Linked DNA regions of Homo sapiens: region 2 is linked to region 1. The links are chromatin contacts, found by POLR2A ChIA-PET in ENCODE. All regions are on one chromosome and are shown on one strand. The core of a region is the stretch at or near the end of the contact, and the rest is flanking DNA. Distances in the headings are between cores, read along the strand shown.

Region 1 (3,395 bases), core at 229-2,728:
CCCTCATCCCACACTAAGAATGGTCCAACAGAAACCAGCCTGGTCCCAGGTGGGGCTCAGGCTCAGGCCACGTGCCACCAAGTCATCTATGTGAATATAGTGATAAAAATGCCCAACGTTGACTTATCTTTTCACAGCTTTCAGTTCACCTGAGCCCTAAAACTGCTCCTTGAAGTCACAAGAGAGTCTAGATTATCATCCCAATTTGATAGCAGAAAAAACTGAGCCAGTGCTATGGATTGAATGTGTCCCCCAAAATTCATGTGTTAGCAACTTAAGCCTCAATCAGCAGAATTGAAGTGTGAGACCTTTAAGAGGTGATGAGGTCAGGCGGGCTTTGCCCTCCTGAATGGATTGATGCTGTTATCTTGGGAGGGGGTTCCTGGTAAAAGGATGAGTTCGGCTTCCCCTTCTCTCACACTCTCTTGCCCCTCCACCTTCCGCCATGGGATGAGGCAGCAAGAAGGCCCTCGCCAGATGTGCCCCTCGATCTTTGACTTCTCAGCCTCCAGAACTGTGAGCCAAATAAAAAGTTTCTGCTTATTGTAAATTACTATAAAAAATATATTTTTTAAAAAGGCCACACATGGTGGCTCATGCCTGTAATCCCAGCACTTTTGGAGGCTGAGGCGGAAGGATTCCTTGAGCCCAGGAGTTCAAGACTAACCTGGGCAACATAGTGAGACCTTGTCTCTACAAAAAATAAAAACAAAATATAATAATAAATTACCCAGCCTCAGATATTCTGTTACAGCAACACAAAATGGACTGAGACACCCAGTGAGGAAAGTAACCCTCAAGCGCCCCCATAACGCAGGGCTGCTTGTCTTAGGTTTGTCACCTCTCATATCTGGTCCAACCCTCCATGATGGGGGAGAGGGCCAGCCAGCAGGCGGAGGGGGTGATGGGTGAAGCTCTGTGTGGCCAGAGAGTTCATCCTTTTGGCCTTAGAGACCAGAGCCTTCTTGTTAGAGTCCCAGAGCACCTAAAAAGGCTCTGGGCTTGGATGGGCAGAGCTCTGGCCCTCAGTGACTCAGGTCCCGCCTTGGGAGGTACCAGGGGTGGCAGTAGGGAGCTTCTGGGGATTTAAGATGTGCCCCCTCATGCCACAGCCTGGGGTGAGGGATGAGAGGCTCTGAGGCCATACCCACGCTCTTGATCCTGCAAACCCACTTAAAGAATGAGGCGGCCTGCTCCACACTGGCAGCAAGAGGGAACCAATAAAGGGAAATCATTCATCGTCACTCTGTCATCAAGAGGAATGCAGATAACAACACTGTCTTCCTGTCTTTCCAGGGGCATTTGGGGAGAGAAGAAGCTGGGTCACATGCCAGGAATGCTTCAGTAACTGCATCCCAGGAATTACCAAATTAGCCAAAGCTCATGCAGAGCCATCTCCCCACTACTGCTGGGGTGCCTGACAGGGAGAGGTTCTGGAGAGCCTGGAGCTCCCTCACCAAGAAGAAAGCATGAGGAGGGGAGGGGCTGGGGAAGGGGAGGGACCAGGAAACTCCTCCTCTCCAGAGTCTGCCCCTGGGAGAAGAGGGCAGAGTGCCACCCAGACACCTCGCTTGTCCACTCATGCTTGAGGGTGTCAAGTTGTCTCTTGCAGTGCAGACAAGCTGCACCAAAGTGTCCACACTCTCCTTAGCCAAGCTGAGGGCAGGGAGAGTGGGTGGCTCTGTGGCCAGGGCTAGGACCTTCTTCAGGGGCTGCTGAAGGATAGCAGAACATGCCACCCCCAAATATGTCACTTGGGCGTAAGGACTGTTTTGAGCTGAAGGCAACTGAGAAGAAGCAGAGAAAAGAAAAGCTCTCTGCCCTCCCCCTATTTGCCTAAAAGCAGGATATAAATTTATAAGGGTGTTCCTCCTCCCCTCTCAACCAGGAAGGACAAAGGTTGATCACAGAAGACAACGTTAGAACCTTATCAGCCTGGAGATGGCACAAAGGAATCTACATAACAAGCGCTGCTAACTGGCCTTTGTCTACCATTAGTTTCCCATTGATTTGTCTTCCCACAATTTGCCATCCCCAGAGACTCCAAGTCCTTTTTCTTTGTCTCATTGCTTCTTTTAAATTGTATGCTCTTGGTTGAAAATGCTATGTAAGCCACAGTTCTAAGCTACCTCATTTTTTTCCTTTTTGAGACGGAGTCTCGCTCTGTCACCCAGGCTGGAGTGCAGTGGCGTGATCTTGGCTCATTGCAAGCTCCGCCTCCCAGGTTCACGCCATTCTCCTGCCTCAGATTCCCGAGTAGCTGGGACTACAGGCGCCCACCACCACGCCCGGCTAATTTTTTGTATTTTTAGTAGAGATGGGGTTTCACCGTGTTAGCCAGGATGGTCTCGATCTCCTGACCTCGTGATCCGCCCGCCTCGGCCTCCCAAACTGCTGGGATTACAGGCGTGAGCCACTGAGCTGGGCCTCTAAGCTACTTCTTTAAGCTTTTCTCGTTTTCCCTGAGTATCTCCCATGAATACATTTTATACATGTTAATAAAGTTCTGTTTGTTTTTCCTTGTTAATCTGTCTCCTGTTACCAAGGTCCCAGCTAAGAACTCAGAAAGGTAGAGGGAAAATTGTTTTTTCCTTCCTTACACTGGGAAACCAAGTCAAGCCAGTCATTCCCTGAGGTGCTCTAATCTCAGCTTCATGACCAACCAATGACCCTCCCACCATGAAGGTCAGGTGACTTCAAAGGAACCCCCTTCCTGGGAGGGCTCTCAATGACCCAACCATTCCACCAGTCACTGTTGGGACTCCCTGGTTTCCTCAGGTACCTCTTCTGCCCTTGGAAGTGCCTGGTGCAGAGGGGATCCAGGGAGGTGGCAGAGCAGAGATAAGCTCCAAGAGGAGTGCAGGCTGCCGGGGGTCCCTTCCTGGGCAAGCCTTGAAGCCCTCTCTGAAGAGCAGTGTCAACCAGCGACTCCTGCGCATTCTGGGAGGGCCTCTGCCTTCCTTCTCACGTTTCCCCATTGGCAGGCAGGCAAAGTTCAGTCTTCCCCTTCTTGGCTAGAATTTTCTGCCAGTGAATTCAGTTCTGAATACCCCAGCTGAGTGGGATTTCCAGCTACTGGAGAGAAGTCTGGGACCACACTGGCAGACTGTCAGGACCTGCTCCTGTGATTTCATTTCCACTGCAGAGAGCACACTTCTTTTTCTTTCTACACTTGCCAGTTTCCCGGAGGCCCCTGGCCATCCTTGAGCCTGGCACAGACGGCAGCCAGCAGGACCAGAGCCTGATGGACAAACTTGGGACAAATTCCGCTGGTTCTCTTGCCTAGCAGAGAACTGCCAAGGTGGCATCTCCTTCCTGCCTGGTCTGGGTAGAAAACCCTAAGCTGAACCCAGAGCAGGGCTAGAACCACAGAAACATCCCTTATTGCATCTAGG
Region 2 (3,395 bases), core at 395-2,894, 280 kb before region 1:
GGAGAAACCTCAGAGCATTATGCTAAGTAATAAAAGCCATATATAAAAGAGTACACACTGTATTAGTCCATTGATACAGAATTCTAAAACAAGCAAAGCTAATCTATGGTGACAGAAATCAGAACAAAGTTGCCTGGGACAGGGAGGGAGTTGGGAGTCCCCTCCCTTGGGAAAAGGCATGAGGAAATCCTTAGGAGGTGATGGAAATGTTCTATATTTTGATAGAGGTGTGGGCTACACACGTGTATGCATTTGTCAACACTCTCTGTACCTCTAAGAGCTGTGCGTTTTATTATATGTAAATTATTATTTTTATTTTTATTTGAGACTTGGGTTTCACTATGTTTCCCAGGCTGGACCCAAATTCCTGGCTTCAAACTATTCTCCAGCCTGGCCTCCCAAAGTGATAGGATTACAGGTGTGACTCACTGTGTTCAGCCTATTGTAGGTAAGTATCTCCATTACAAAAACAAACAAAGAAACAAACAAAAACAAAATTAAAGAAAAGTGGTGCCCTCAGAGCTAATTACAGATTAATTAAACAACCATGAAAAACCTTATATCTGCCTAGCTGGCCATTTTTAAAACTGGCCTCATAATGAGTATTTTCGCTCTATAATTGGGAAAGCATCGCCAGGAGTCTCAGAAGAACATGCAATACCAAAATTCCTCTCCATCAGCCACAAGAGAAATCAGAGAGGAACAGAAGCAGGTAGGAGACAAAGGCAAAACTCCTAATAACAAGACAAGGAAAATAAACTCAACACTGAACTACAGAACTAGAATTTTTATTCCTTTTTCCTTGTTTTCAAAAATTTAAATTAACAGTCTGTTCAACAGAGATTTGGTTTCTAAACTGCATCTAGCTCTCACTGTACCCATGTGTGTGACAGAAAGAGAGAGAAAGAGTAACAAACGTTCCAAATAATGGAAATCATCATAAATGGAAGCTAGGGGAAGCAGTTTCACTGTACCCAGAGGAAATGGATTCCACAGCCATGCAAGGACCTGAATCTCTGTCCGGCTTTCACCTTGTCTTCTTGACTGGCCTCGTTGTCATGACATTTGCAATTTTTTTAAACAACATCAAAGAACAAAAACTATCTCCCTTCTCACCATTGGTCGTTACCTGATACCCATTTATCAGGGAGCATACTTTTCTGTAATGAATTTATTTCAGCATAGGGACAGCAACTTAAGGCATAAATGCTAAGATGGAGGCAGAAAGGAAAGAGGTTCGCCCAGAGATCCAAAGGAGAAGTGGGAGGGGAGACTCTGAAAGGCAGGGAAGAACCCCGAAAGGAGGGGCTGGGGGCTCGAGCTGGTTGTGAAAGCCTTTCCCCTTTACGCTTTGCTCTCAGTGTGGCGGGCAGACTGGATGACCAGGTGCCTTAGAGGTTCTCACAGGCACCTTTGCTTACTTAGTCCTTTTACAGCTCGGATTAATGTTTAACTTCCTTTGGGAAAGATCAAAAAACAAAGGCAGAAACTCACAGCCGGGTAGCCGTGGCATCCTCACCCCAGGGCTAGACTCTACAGCTCTTGCTCTTTGTCCCCAAGTCTCCTCCCCTCTCCTTTGTCTCCAGGCCCCAGGGGAAGGCTAGAGAATGATCACGTGGCCGGGATGGGGCTGTGTTCCTGGCAGTCCCCTGGGCTTCCTGCAGGGACCTGGATTCTTAGTATTTCAGGCTGCTGTCCCTTTTTTTTTTTCATTTCCTTTTTGTTTTTGTTGTTGATGTGACCGCGTGTCCACAACCCTGGGATTCCCTCGCCCTCAGATTCCAGAATCCAATTTCTTGGATTTCAGTGTTTTTAAGGTCAGTGGAAACTTTTTTAAAAAGCAACATTAAGCTAATATATTCTTACTGCAGAAAAGGAGCTTTGTTCTATTTATCTCTAAAACTGATGCTCACTAGTAGTTCTCAGATTTGGAAAGGTATTTGTACTATTTATTTATAGGAGCATTTATTTATAGGAAATACTGGCTGGGCGTGGTGGCTCATACCTATAATCCCAGCACTTTGGGAGGCCAATGTGGGCGGATCAGTTTGAGACCAGCCTGGCCAACATGGCAAAACCCCGTCTCTACTAAAAATACAAAAATTAGCTGGGCGTGGTGGTGAGTGCCTGTAATCCCAGCTACTCCGGAGGCTGAGGCTGGAGAATCGCCTGAACCTGGGAGGCGGAGGTTGCAGTGGGCCGAGATCGCGCCATTGCACTCCAGCCTGGGCGACAAAAACGAAACTCCATCTCAAAAAAAAAAAAAGGAAATCCACTAGATCGAGGTGCTTGGAAAAACAACCCATCACTAAGGATCCTTCCCTTCCTCTTCTCCATTAATACCACCTTTGTAAAGATTCCCTCCGGTACCACCCCAAAGAACTGAAGTGCAGATAATTATTTCCCAGAATGTTGTTTTTACGCTGGTGAAATTCAACGGCAAACATTTTACTAACACTCTCCTCCTTTTCCTACCTGAGGTATTAAAACTTGGAGTCAGCCTGGGTAATATTTTATAGGAAAATGCTCTTCATCACTGTACACCTGTGCCTACCATGGTACCTGGGGCATCTAGTAGGTGCCAGATAAATATATATGTACATTTTATATATATATATATATATATGTATGTATGTATATATAGTTTTTTTTTTTTTTTTTTCCCGAGACAGAGTCTTGCTCTGTCACCCAGGCTGGCATGCAGTGGCGTGATCTTGGCTCACTGCAACCTCCGCCTCCTGGTTCAAGCAATTCTCCTGCCTCAGCCTCCCAAGTAGCTGGGATTACAGGCACGCACCACCATGCCCAGCTAATTTTTGTGCTGTTAGTAGAGACGAGGTTTCACCATGATGGCCAGGCTGGTTTCAAACTCCTGACCTCAGGTGATTCGTCCACCTCAGCCTCCAAAAGTGCTGGGATTACAGGCACGAGCACTGCACCCTGCCACAGACAAATATTTACTGAGGGAATTAATGAGAAGAATCTGGGAGAAAAGAAGAAAGCAGAGATTTCTAAAATGGAAGAATTTCCCCTAGAATTATCCAGAACTGACTGTGTAATAAAAGTACACTTTTTCCTTCTTTGCTTAGCTAAGTATTGGGGAAACATTTAAAATTATTAAAAATAGAGGGAGTTTCGGGAGCCTGAAAAGTCTTTAGACCCCAAAACTGCTGGGATCCTAGGCCTTAAGATTCCAAAGAAGAGATGCTCTTAGACTTGATCCTGCCTGCTCACAGGCTCAGAGTGGACGTGGCTACTGGCTTATCTTAGGTCTAGAAGAATTAAGTGATTGCAGTATGCTCAGCTTAAAAAGTTGTCATGAACCTGGGGATGGAGTAGAGGGGGTTGGTATTTAGAACATCCTAACCACCCCTTTCTGCTCTGGTCTAGAAGGA

The links. ChIA-PET counts read pairs that join two places held with the same protein, here RNA polymerase II (POLR2A).
Region 2: POLR2A ChIA-PET joins it to region 1 with 10 read pairs in PC-9. The contact joins the promoter of EPCAM-DT here to the enhancer-like site in region 1. POLR2A ChIA-PET finds 5 or more read pairs at or near these places in 8 of 52 experiments (A549, BJ, Caco-2 and 5 more).

What each region holds. Positions count from the first base shown.
Region 1 is chr2:47,064,039-47,067,433 of GRCh38, reverse strand. All of the region lies in intron 19 of TTC7A (tetratricopeptide repeat domain 7A), which reads right to left. Among named protein-coding and RNA genes, the nearest start is that of STPG4, 90 kb to the left of the region's middle. RefSeq lists an enhancer at 488-1,046. Within about 2 kb of position 1,478, at least 9 of the 41 ENCODE cell types and tissues checked have a DNase peak (open chromatin) inside an H3K27ac peak, as active enhancers do; they include PC-9, where a contact is called at or near this core.
Region 2 is chr2:47,343,323-47,346,717 of GRCh38, reverse strand. EPCAM-DT (EPCAM divergent transcript) reads left to right here and starts at 1,644. Exons shown (of 5, transcript NR_110208.1): 1 at 1,644-1,817.